3 separate regions of the Homo sapiens genome follow, and all the other regions are linked to region 3. A link is an interaction called in ENCODE POLR2A ChIA-PET data of the cell type or tissue named here. Cell type or tissue: Panc1. All regions are shown on one strand. Region 1 overlaps ERCC3 (ERCC excision repair 3, TFIIH core complex helicase subunit). Region 2 overlaps WDR33 (WD repeat domain 33). Region 3 has its middle 46 kb from the start of BIN1.

Region 1 (4,000 bases), 130 kb after region 3:
TAATCTTGTCATTCCTCCTTTCATGAAACTTGATCAGAAACTGGCAAGCTCTAAATTTGTTGGGGTTCATGGTGTACAGCAAGATTCGTTTCTTGGTTTTGATTGCCACATATTCCCGGTAAAATTCAGGAGACATAGGGCACCAGACCTGTAATACAGTAAGAACCAGGGGTCATTTTACAAGTTTAAACACCACACAATTTAAAACTTTTGAAGACCTTTCTCTAGCAGAATTAGCTTTAAAACAAAACCAGTCAGGTGCAGTGGCTCATGCCTGTAATGCCAGCAGTTTGGGAGGCTGAGGCAGGCAGATCACTTGAGGCCAGGAGTTCAAGACCAGCCTGGCCAACACAGTGAAACCCAGTCTCTACTAAAAATACAAAAATTAGCTGGGTGTGGTAGTGCATGTCTGTAATTCCAGCTACGCAGGAGGCTAAGGCAGGAGAATCACTTGCCCAGGAGGCGGAGGTTGCAGTGAGCCAAGATCACGCCACTGCACTCCAGCCTGGGTGACAGAGTGAGACCCTGTTTTAAAAAAAAAAAAATGCTATGTGAATTAGAAATCAGTACAACTGAAAATAAATGCATGCACAAAACTAAACCCAACCTAATACCTCCTATTGAACTGGACGTTTTCACATGTTAACCACTTAAAAGATTTTTAAATGCAATCACATCCAGGGAGTTATTTTCACACCAGCTGCAAGTGTGCGAAACCAGATTCTCAATTGGTAGTGTCAGCAATTCTTCCATTTAAGCCACACTTCCACACACGAGTCAGCACTGCTACTGAGTACCGCCACCTCTTCACACACTTCCCAGCAGGGCTGGGAGCATATCAGTTAGGCGCTTGGGGCTATCAGAGCAAAGCCCTTTGCTGCCAGGCTCCCAGGCAGCACTGTGGTATCAGGGGCCTTCATTCATCCCTGTGCCCTGAATGCTAATCCTCACCCACAGAAATCCATGACTGGTAAACCCCATGGCTAGGAAAAAGAATCATCACAAATTCAGGGGTATGTGAGATATGTGACAAGACAGAAGATATGCAGCAAGTGGGTCTAGTACCACCCAACCACAGGGTGACTGAGGATCCTGTATGAAGTGGTAGCAGGTGAGCCTAAGTCCTGACCTGTGTCTGCCCATGAGGAATCGATCTGATCACTCCCCTGCCCATAGGAGGAGGCCCTTTCCCAGACGCCCCCAGCCCAGGCCCAGCTACCTCAGCACACTGGACTTTGGCGATGTAGCCATTATTCTGCAGCTCCATCCAGTTGGCTTCGTAGAGCTTAGGCCCAATCAGAAAATTTAAATCCACAATTTTGTCATCTTCGCGGACGAGGGTCGCAGTCAAACCCAGCTTACAGTGGGCCTGCACGATGGTGAGCACCCTTCGGAACATCTTGGCTGAGGAAACAATGGGAGCATTCACACTGTCACTTTTCTTTCTTATTTTTTATTTATTTATTTTAAAATATTTTTTGTAGAGATGGGGTCTCATTATATTGCCCAGGCTGGTCTTGAACTCCTGGCCTCAAGCAATCCCCCTGCCTTCGCCTCCCAAAGTGCTGGGATTACAGACGTGACCCACTGCACCCAGCCTACACTGTCACTTTTTCAAATGCTCATAGCTGTGCAACTTAACACTGGCTTATGACACCACCTGAACTAACCCTTGGGTTTCAGGACCACAGAAGCTGGCTCTAGACAAGAATGACTAGGCAAATGCTTCACCATCACTTTTAGACCTGTCCAAAAGAAAATGAAAAGGAGAACAAGAGGGTGAAATGAGCTTAAGGAATCTCCAAGTTAATGAATCCCAGCATTCCCCTCACAACAGTTATCAGTAGAAGTACAGATGGCAATTTGAAATACAACCTGCAATACTTACTATTAATACCATTAAGCTCTAAATTACGCAAAGAATTTTCCCCTAACACTTGTACCCAGGTTACTGAAAAGAAAGTTGACAATCTAGGGAGAGGAAGAAATGAAAGAAGCCAGCTCTTCTCAGCTTCCCATCATTTTCCCAGAAACCGAGAAGAAAGCCAAGCCCACGGGAGTGATGAAACTCCAGGAACTGTTCGCCCAAGCCCTCCGGCCCGCCTTAGGAAACTCCCCTCTCCAAACTTTACCAATTCAATCACTTTGGTCAACCAGCAACCTCTTTTTCTTCCTTTCTTTTGAACATTATAATTCTCTCTGGTTTATCAAATAAAATAAACACATAAAGGGTATGAGTTATTCATTTTTAAAAAACCTAATTTATGGATTTCCACGGGCTCACCTTTTAAAAATTCTAATACTCTGAAGCAAGGTTAAAATGTTTGAGTCATGCTTATCTTACAATATAATTGAAAGTAGGGCTAATGATATTTCAGAAATAAATAGACACAAAAATCTAAGGAAAAAGAGGCCTGAATGCACCAAAACACAAAGACGTTCACAGTGAAATAACATAGGGTTGCCTAACTCTAAGTAAATGTTTAGTTTTTACATCTACATGGTTTGCACACAACACCACATGCAAACACACACACACAAACACACACACACACACACAACACAGAAAACAAAATCAGCTCAGGGTTATGTCTAAGGAAAGACTGTGCTGGCTCCAAAATACAGTAGCCAAGAACCTCAGACCAAGCTCCCCATGTTAGAGGGAAATGGTAGTCAAGGCAATGGCTACACCAACCCAGTGTGGGCCCCAGAGAGGCAACACTGGGGGACATACTGACCCAAGACAAGGATAAGGCAGGTAGGACTCTGCCTGGACACCCGTGACCCCATCACACCCCTCTATTACACTCTCCTACAGCCCTGACAGCTGTCACAGGTGAATAACTCACAGCATACTACTCAATATATTTTTACAGACATGCAGCTGTGGAACCACCTAGATCAGGATATAGAGAACCAGGCACCCAGAGGTCTCTCCCCTGACCCCTTCTGTCAATAACTAGCACTCTTCCTTGAGGGAAACACTCCTCTGACTTCTGAGAGGGGTCTGCCTCCTTTCTGAACTTTGCATGAATGAAATCATAGTATGCACTTTTGTGTGTGGCTTGTATCACTCAACATTATGTCATGGTTGTCATTTGGCATTTATTTGTGTGGTTACTTGGCTGTCCCTTCCACTTTGTCTCCAGTGCCAAGTACAGTGCCTAAACTTAGTAGGTTCTCAATAAATACCTGTAGAAATAATGAAACTGGCACAGTACCTAGCACACAGGAAGCACTTAATATACACAAGTACCATAATATGAATCATTAATAAAAAGGCATAACAGAGCTCCTTTTGAAAAATCTGTAAAACAGCACAGCAATCTTTATCCTTTGAGATAAATCTCAAAGATTGATCACTCCACCTAACCCAACACAGCAGACGTTAAGACAGTCAGGAGACTTACTGTGACTTCCTAGCATTCCCTTATTTAACATTTGCTCTCTGGGACAATGAGCATGGCCAGGCCACTGGGCTTATGGGGCCTGTACTCAAAAATCCCTTAGAGTTTGTTGGTTTCACTCCGCAACTCAACCAAAGACTAACTCATCCAGTGAACTAGACGAGAGACAGACAAACTCACAGACATATGTGAGTGTGAGATGCACCTTTTTGTACTTGTTCATCAGATAACCAATCCCAAATCTGTGCTGTTGTCCCCTGGAACCTGGGACCTGGGGCTTGGGTTAAAGAAAAACATGAACGTGTACCAAACATATAGTCAGACAGAATGCCTCAAGCCCTGAACACAGCTTCCAACCAAACTGCTACAGAACAATTCCAGACTCCTTTGTGGGTAGTGATTCTCTGTACCATCAATTTTCAATCCTAGCAGACCCAATACCCACCCTTCCACCTTTTTTCTTTTGAGTTTTTAAATTCTCACAGTAAAACTGACTTGGGGCGGGGGGTGGGGGGGGCACTTCTATGCATTTTAACATATTTACATTTTTGTAACCAGCACCACAATCAGGGTACAGATAAAGACAGCATCCC
Region 2 (4,000 bases), 550 kb after region 3:
GCATATGCCTGTAGTCCTAGCTACTAGGGAGGCTGAGGCAGGGTCAAAGCTGAAGTGAGCCGTGATTGCACCACTGCACTCCTGGCTGGGTGACAGAGCAAGACTCTGTCAAAAAAGGAAAAGAAAAAAAGAAACTTCCAGCACCACTAAATTTGCCAAATAAATTTGACTGATGCCAAAACTGAAGCTGCCAATGTAATGAAATGTTAAGGTGGCCATAGGACAGTCCTTTTAATAAAAGCTTCCATGTAAAACCAAAATAAAGGTCAGTATAGAAAGTATCATGGGGTATATAACAAACTGAATTTTTGGCTTCCAATCCAAACTGGGCTAAATGGTATGTTTATTTTAAACAAGGAATTTGCCATGGACAAGATCTATCTGGCTTACTGTGAGTTAGAAGTACGCCCTGCCGTAACACTGGTATTTCCACATAGTATGGAAGAGGAAGAGAGGAAAACTTAATTAAGTGTTGCAAAATTGTTTGAGGACCTATTTTGGTCCATTCCTTATCAACTCCATGTGTGATTTCAAGTTATCTAAAGGGCATGTGACTTTATTTCTGACTAACATCAAGTTCCTCTCCTCATCATAACAAGGCGATTCAAACCTAAACTGTGATTCTTAGGAGATGCTTCCAAGGGGAAGCTCCCTCGTTGGACATCCAGAAGATTGCATTTTCTCTTCAGAGTACAATTTTCCATCTGTCAGAGCATGTCTGAATAAAAATTTGAACCTACTACAAACTACATTAGAATAATTTTCAAGTATTTTTCTGTCACAAAAATGGTGTGACAGAATGTGTTGAAAAACACAAAGTTCACAGCTGAGATTAATTTAGATAACCTAGTGGTTAATATGCTCATGAACATCAGCAACAACCGTGCATTCCTTGGCAGATGGGATGCGATGGAAACCAAAGGTTTCCTTAAGGCAAGCACTTCACAACTAGTTTTCTGTCAATTCTTGCGTAAATCACATTCTGTATTCATACAAAAACTTTGTTTTTCTCTGACAAACTGTACACATAGAAACAAATTTCCAAATGGACAGGAACTTAAATTTGTGGAGATGCCCCATGTCTTGTGAGACTTAAAAAAAAGAAAAAGATCCCAGCTTTTATCTTCACAAAACAACATGGGAGTTGGGGCAATGAGGGTGGACAGGACAGGGCCAGCCAGGCTGGTAGCTGGCAGCAGTCTCTTCATCTTGAAGACCTCATTGAGGGTTCCTGGGATTCAGGTGCCCAGAAAAGAGTTCAGGGCTACAATGGTGCAGGCTTCCTTTTGTTTCTCTTGGTGAGTCCACAAGAAGTTCTTACATACTGTCCAGAGAGGCCTCAGGGTACTCAGTTCCAGCTTCTACCGACCCCTTCCACCACCCCGTGAAGCTCCTCGCCTCGGCGGGCCAGAGTTCATGTTACTCCCTCTACCCCAGTTACTGCCACTCCGGCCCCCTCGAGAAGGGGTGCCACTGCCTGGAGGGCCCCCAAAAGGTTCATCTCTGTGGTATCCATCGTGGTGCTCTCCGTCTAAGGAGCTGGAACGCCCAGATTTGGGCACTCTCTGAGCAGGTCCTGGGCCCCCTCGGCCTGAAACAAAGAAAATTTCACATGGGACTTTTTGTATTAGCAACTGTTTGTCAGTAACTCCCAGTACAAACTTTACTCTCTGATGACAATGGACCAGTTCTGGTGGGTGCCAGGGAGACTGGCAGTGGTATTCAGCGTACTGAGAGGTGTGCCTCTACCCTTTCCTGACCCTGCCTCCCCCTTCCTGGCTCATGGCCATGGGCCTCAGCATCAGCCAGATCCATGCCCCCAGGGCTGTGTGACAGACGACAGGAAGCCAAGAGATGAGCAAGGAGCACCTTCAGGGAGACCCGGGCCACACTGGGCCATGTCCCAGGCCATGGGAAGTGTATCTGCCTGCTCCCAGCCACCAGGGTATATTGAGGGAAGGTTTGAATATACTGACTTAACTTTGGAAGTACACACTGCTAATGTTAATAAAAAGTGCTCCAACTAGGACAAGCGTTCACTGGGACTGTCCCGTGACATGTGGCACTTTTGGCTTCCTTTTCATAATTAGTAAAATAAAGTATTTCTTGAAAAAACAAAAGAAAAGCACAAAAACCCAAAAACCCCACAAAACACTGGCTTTCAGGTTCTATCACCGAGGCACAGCTTAACCTGCTTCAGACTAGTATGCACAAATGTTTAGGTACTATTAAAATTCTTTCATTCTGTTGCAGCTTGAGAATATATTTAAAAAAAAAAAAAAAAGAAAAAAAAGAAAGGAAAAGGAAAAAAAATTCTATCTTGTAAGATTTTTTTCCTCAGGAAATGATAGGATTTGGTCACATCTCCCATAATGCACTCTCAGAAGATGACTGCAAACTCTCCGCTGTCTCATATTTTGTAATAGAATATGAATCTAGCTGAGATGAAGTTAGGAGAGCCAGCCAAAGGAACAATCTTGGCTTCTTTTCTTAGAAAGTGCAGCTTCAACCCACCTGAGGCACCTGGGCAGAGTGTCAGCTACTACATCATTCCCATGCTAACTGCATGTCCTTGACCAGAGGGACCTAATAATGGTGTGCTGAGTGCCCAAGAAAGTCAGCCAAGGTCACAGCACACTGGCTAGTAGTACAATGTGTTTATGCAGGGTGATCTATTGATGATACATAAGGTAATTTCTGAGGGTTTTGTTGAGACAAACAACTATCAAGATCAAATGGCAGGCCAGGCATGGTGGCTCATGAGAGGCCAAGGCAGGTGGATCACTTGAGGCCAGGAGTTCGAGACCAGCCTAGCCAACATGGCAAAAGCCCATCTCTCTAAAAACACAAAAGCATGGTGGCGCACACCTGTAGTTCCAGCTACTGGGGAGACTGAGGCACAAGAATCACTTGAACCTGGGAGGCGGGGGTTGCTTGCAGTAAGCCAAGATCACACCACTGCACTCCAGCCTGGGCGACAGAAAAAAACCCAAAAAGACCAAATGGCAGAACTCTGTACTGGAAGGACCGTCCATACAGACAGGCCAACTTCAGGAGCAGAGCACAAGCTGGGGCATGCGGGGAGCAGCCTTCCCAGAAGCTTCCGAGCCACACCACCTATGCACCTCCCCCGCTGCCTTGCAACCAGAGTTGTATAGTCAGCCTTCAGAGGCAACTACTCCTGGCTAAAGTTAGTGCTGCCTATAACATAAAGCTCCACAGTTCCCAGTTGAGGAGATAATCTACTGTGCCCCTGGAAACACTGCCCATAGACCATGTTTCCCAAAGTCTCTGTGACTTTGAGCACAAGCAGTGTTCCTCTAGACCCAGGCTAAAAAAACCAACAGACCACCCAGGAGAGGACAACTCTTCCCCTCCCACTGAGAGCCCTTGAGGGTTCCAAGCAGCCTTGTGGAGGGCAGACTGCCAAGGAGAGCAGGGCTCCCAGACAGCAAGCCGAGCAGAGAGTGCTGGGGCATCTTGGCAGAGGGCTGAAGTGAAAACCTCAAGTGAACAGGGATTCCCGGAGGCAAGTGGAGTCCTGTGCAGGGCTGAGTTGCAGTCCACCAGATGACAGCTCGTGTGGCACTGGCACCACATTTAGGAGCATGTGCCTCTGCACAGCCCAGGCTGCAAGGGCATGTGCAGCAGATACAGGCAAGGCCTCCATCGGCCCCTGCATCTCCTGGAACCATAACCACTGGCCTGCTCTTACCTTTGCCTCCTCGGTCTTCAGAAGGGCCTCCTGGGGCCTCCATCTCTCTGTGCTCAGAAGTGCCTGGGCCATCATGCCAGGGGCGCTTTCGGGGAGGTAGGGATGCCATGTCCATGCCTTGGAGAGAAGAGGAGCGTTCTCTGCTGGCTGGGGAATGACCGTCGTGAGGGGGATGATCAGGGCGGGGAGTATCACGAAAATGTTCATGACCTGGCCCTGAAACAAGAAACAAATCTCCTTACAGGAAAGCACAGTGTGACCAGAAGTAGATGGGAATGACACTGT
Region 3 (4,000 bases):
TGTAAGTTCAGAGTCAGGTCAAATACAGACAACCTTACAAAGGGGGATCTTCCAGAGAATCACCAGACAGGTCAAATAATGACAGCTCTCTGGTAATGGGCCTTTAACGAGCTCCAGGCCAATTCTGTTCCCTTAGGTGGCTGCCACCATGCTAATTTTCACTGTTAGTGTACGCTTTAATTTTTCAAGGTTACCATGGGGATGGGACTAGGATAAATTAAAATGTCACAAAGCTTTTTTTCTTACCAGGATTCTGCCACTTTTCTTAAATATTAACACTACTTGGATTGTTGCAATTTAATTTCCAAAGTTCAAAAAAAAATTGGCTCTGATAATTTTTGTCAATTTTCTCATTGCTTTTATGGAGAGACTTTTCAGAGGTCCTAACTCTGCCACTTCCTTTTTTTTTTAAATAGACAGAGTCTCAGTCTTGTCAGGCTGGGGTGTAGTGGTGCAATTATGGCTCACTGAAGCCTTGACCTCCCAAATGCAAGCAATCCTCCCGCCTCAGCCCCCTGAGTACCTGAAACTACAGGTACATACCACTATCCCTGGCAACTTTTTTTTTTTTTTTTTTTTTTACCAGAGATGGGGTAACCCCTACCAGAGACAGGGTCTCACTATGTTGCCCAGGCTGGTCTCTAACTCTTGTGGGATGAAGTGATTCTTCTGGCTCGGCCTCTCAAAATGCTGAGATTACAGGCATGAACCACTGTGCCCAGCCCTAACTCTGCCACTTTCACCAACATCCACTTTGTATTTTGCATTCTACTCCACAGTATATCCGAGCACATTCACATAACCTAATTCGGTTTACATTATTTAGCATGCAATGAAATCAACTCTCTAGAAAGATACGCTAAGTCTATTCTGGGGCTTCACACTCCCAGCATACTCCCAAGTAGTTCAGCTCATTATAACTTTCTAATTATGTGTTGTCTTCTCCACATCCTGTACCTCCCGGGTGCAGGAATAAGTAAGTATCCTTCATTTCTGTCAACTGTGGCTGGCACAGAACTGAGGAAATCAGGTGGGTGTAAATGTGGAACCAAAATGAGTGGCCCAACTTCTTATTTATCTAAATGTCCCAACATGGAGCAGGACATGCCAATAACACCTGGGGAAAATGCCCAGATAACTTCACTAGACTGAGTTCAATACTCATTTCTCAGCTCTGATGTAAACCTCAGTCATTCCCAAACCGCGTATTTTCTGCCATAGGCTGTAAGAGATTTCCTGATGGGAATCGCCATCTTGAAAATATGGGTTAGAAGCCTCAGATGCTAAGAGAGACATTGCTTTCCAAATGAATAGAAAGTAGACTAGAGAGTGGCTGTTTCCATGGACGTTTCCTTCACAGATTTTTACAGTTTTTTTCTCTGAACTCAAATAGCAGTTGCTAAAAAGAGTAATCTGAACAGTGACTGTCAATGGCATGCCACAGTCCCACCAGGGCACATATAAATACATATAAATGTCTGTATAAGATTAAAGTCGACTGGGCACGGTGGCTCACACCTGTAATCCCAGCACTTTGGGAGGCCGAGGCAGGTGGATCACCTGAGGTCAGCAGTTTCCTGACCAACATGGTGAAACCCCATCTTGTCTCTATTGAAAATACAAAATTAGCTTGGCATGGTGACACATGCTTGTAATCCCAGCTAAGTGGGAGGCTGAAGCAGGAGGATCACTTGAACCTAGGAGGCGAAGGTTGCAGTGAGCTGAGATCATGCCATTGCACTCCAGCCTGGGCAACGAGCAAAACCACATCTCAAAAAAAAACACATCCCAACATTTTGGGAGGCTGAGGCGGGTGGATCACCTGAGGTCAGGAGTTTGAGACTAGCTTGGCCAACATGGTGAAACCCTGTCTCTACTAAAAATACAAAAGTTAGTCAGACGTGGTGGCAGGCGCCTGTAATCCCAGCTACATGGGAGGCTGAGGCTGCAGAATCTCTTGAACCCAGGAGGCGGAGATTGCAGTGAGCCGAGATCACACCATTGCACTCCAGCCTGGGCGACAAGGGCAAAACGCCATCTCAAAAAAAAAAAAAGATTATAAAGTCAGCAAGAGGTGATCTTTTATGTTCAGCCTTGATGCTGTTGTTGAACACACACACACACAGAGAGAGAGAGAGAGAGAGAGAGTTCTTTTGCCAGTTAGTTCAAATGCATGGGTGATGATTATTTGTGATTAAGATACCGCAGTTTCTTGGCCACTGTAATGGACATTTGATATTTAGAGACCACCCAGTCAAGGGAGCGCCCTTCCTGTCTATCTGGTGGGAGTCTTGCTTTACTTGGTGAGAGCCAGGCTTTGCCTACTACTATGTGGCTGGAGGAAACCAGGCACTCTTCCTCCTCATGCCCTGGTAGCCAGAGGAGGTCGCATGACTCAAGCTTGGCTGGCCTGGTGTTTCTGCCACAATCACAGAGCTGGTGAGATCATCTATCCCAGCAGAGGCTCTGAGGATCCAGGGGGGTGCAGGGGGTGTTAATTGGAAATGGAGCCAGCCGACCAGCCCCCTCCAGATGGCCTCTAGGACAGGGCCTGTGTAGTCCTCAGGCCCATGGGCCACCCTGGGTTCCTGCACACTTTACTGACTGGCTCCCCCGCCCATCCCTGCACCCTACTCCCCGCCCCAGTACTCTCCAAACCAACCCAGCTCTCTTCAGGCAGCCAGGGTCAGGTATGGCTGCATTCCTTCCTCAGGCCCCTGGCCATTTCCTATTTTTCTTATGAACAGTCTAAGGACCAAGAGCCCGCTGGCATAGGATGTGTGATCCTGAGTTTAAGCAAGAGTGGAGTTTCAAGTTTTTGGAGATGGTGGGCTCACCGTAAGTTTCTGTAACACCCACCAAGTGCACACGTGGGGCCTCTGGATTCCAGAAGCTTTTTCATAGTTCCCCAGTGCTGTGTGGCCAGCCCCTGTTTGTACTGATTCCTTACATCCTCCTCCACAGCTCAGATCTCAGAGCCTTGCCTTGAAGCATCCTGGAAACCCTAACCCACTTGATGATCACTGTCCTGCTAAGTGAGTGACCCTGGGGTCTCAGTGGGAACCCCGGCATAGGGCAGGCCTGGGTGCAGCTCTGCAGGCTGATCGTGAGGTTCTCCAGAGGCCAAAGAAGCTGATGGCAGGTGGGCAGTGAGGCCAAGGAGCTGAGTCCTGGGGGCTTCACTAGGAACCTGGAGGAGCTTCCAGTGGTTTCTCCTGTGGGTGGAGGTGGGACGAGAGACGTTCCTAAAGAGAGAGGTCTAGAGAACACAGCTGTCAGCAAGGTCCCAGGTAAAGGGCACATGCCTCTGCATGTTTAATTTTCATATTCCCAAATAACAGCTTTTCTCTCTTTTTTTTTTTTTTTTTTTTGAGATGAAGTCTCATTCTGTTGCCAGGCTGGAGTGCAGTGGCGTAATCTCAGCTCACTGAAACCTCCACCTCCAGGGTTCGAGCAACTCCCCTGCCTCAGCCTCCTGAGTAGCTGGGACTACAAGCACACGCCACCATGACTAGCTGATTTTTTTGTATTTTAGTAGAGACGGGATTTCCAGATGTCGGCCAGGGTGGTCTCAATCTCCTGACCTTGTGATCTGCCCAACCCGGCCTCCCAAAATGCTGGGATTACAGGCATGAGCCATCGCACCCAGCCTCACTCCAGTTCTTTTAATAGGAAGTAAAGCAACAGTTCTCCCACCCCATGCCAAGAAATTCTGTAACCCCTTGTCCAGTCACTACTGTGATTGATTCCAAATGAGAAACACTGCCAGGAAGACCAAGCACTGCACCGAATACCTCCAACACTCACGGGTTAGGGTTTAGAGGCCTTGAGAAGACAGGGATTGAACATTCTGCATGAAAAACTGTAGAAATCTTATCTGAAACCCCAACATAGAAAAAAAAATGGAAAGAGCAACAAGACACTCAAATATATTTGATGAGTTCCATATGAAGTTATTCTACCAGTTCAATTTGTAATGTGCTGCTAAGGGGGTGGGACC

Evidence for each region. Peaks named below come from ENCODE experiments on the same cell type or tissue, not always from the same donor. Only the 100,000 strongest peaks of a DNase experiment are listed, where the experiment ranks them.
Region 1: POLR2A ChIA-PET joins it to region 3 with 5 read pairs; 3 of 35 experiments call an interaction of 5 or more read pairs at or near these places.
Region 2: POLR2A ChIA-PET joins it to region 3 with 6 read pairs; 2 of 35 experiments call an interaction of 5 or more read pairs at or near these places.

Annotation. Positions count from the first base shown.
Region 1 is chr2:127,279,228-127,283,227 of GRCh38, forward strand. ERCC3 (ERCC excision repair 3, TFIIH core complex helicase subunit) reads right to left here. Exons shown (of 15, transcript NM_000122.2): 9 at 1,220-1,404; 10 at 1-148. Among named protein-coding and RNA genes, the nearest start is that of ERCC3, 13 kb to the right of the region's middle. In Panc1, no CTCF peak of the experiment used is centred here; no DNase peak of the experiment used is centred here.
Region 2 is chr2:127,704,962-127,708,961 of GRCh38, forward strand. WDR33 (WD repeat domain 33) reads right to left here. Exons shown (of 22, transcript NM_018383.5): 21 at 3,716-3,931; 22 at 1-1,591. The coding sequence ends at 1,362. SFT2D3 (SFT2 domain containing 3) reads left to right here. Exons shown (of 1, transcript NM_032740.4): 1 at 1-281. Among named protein-coding and RNA genes, the nearest start is that of SFT2D3, 5.5 kb to the left of the region's middle. In Panc1, no CTCF peak of the experiment used is centred here; no DNase peak of the experiment used is centred here.
Region 3 is chr2:127,151,510-127,155,509 of GRCh38, forward strand. No RefSeq gene overlaps it. Among named protein-coding and RNA genes, the nearest start is that of BIN1, 46 kb to the left of the region's middle. In Panc1, no CTCF peak of the experiment used is centred here; a DNase peak (open chromatin) is centred at 2,302.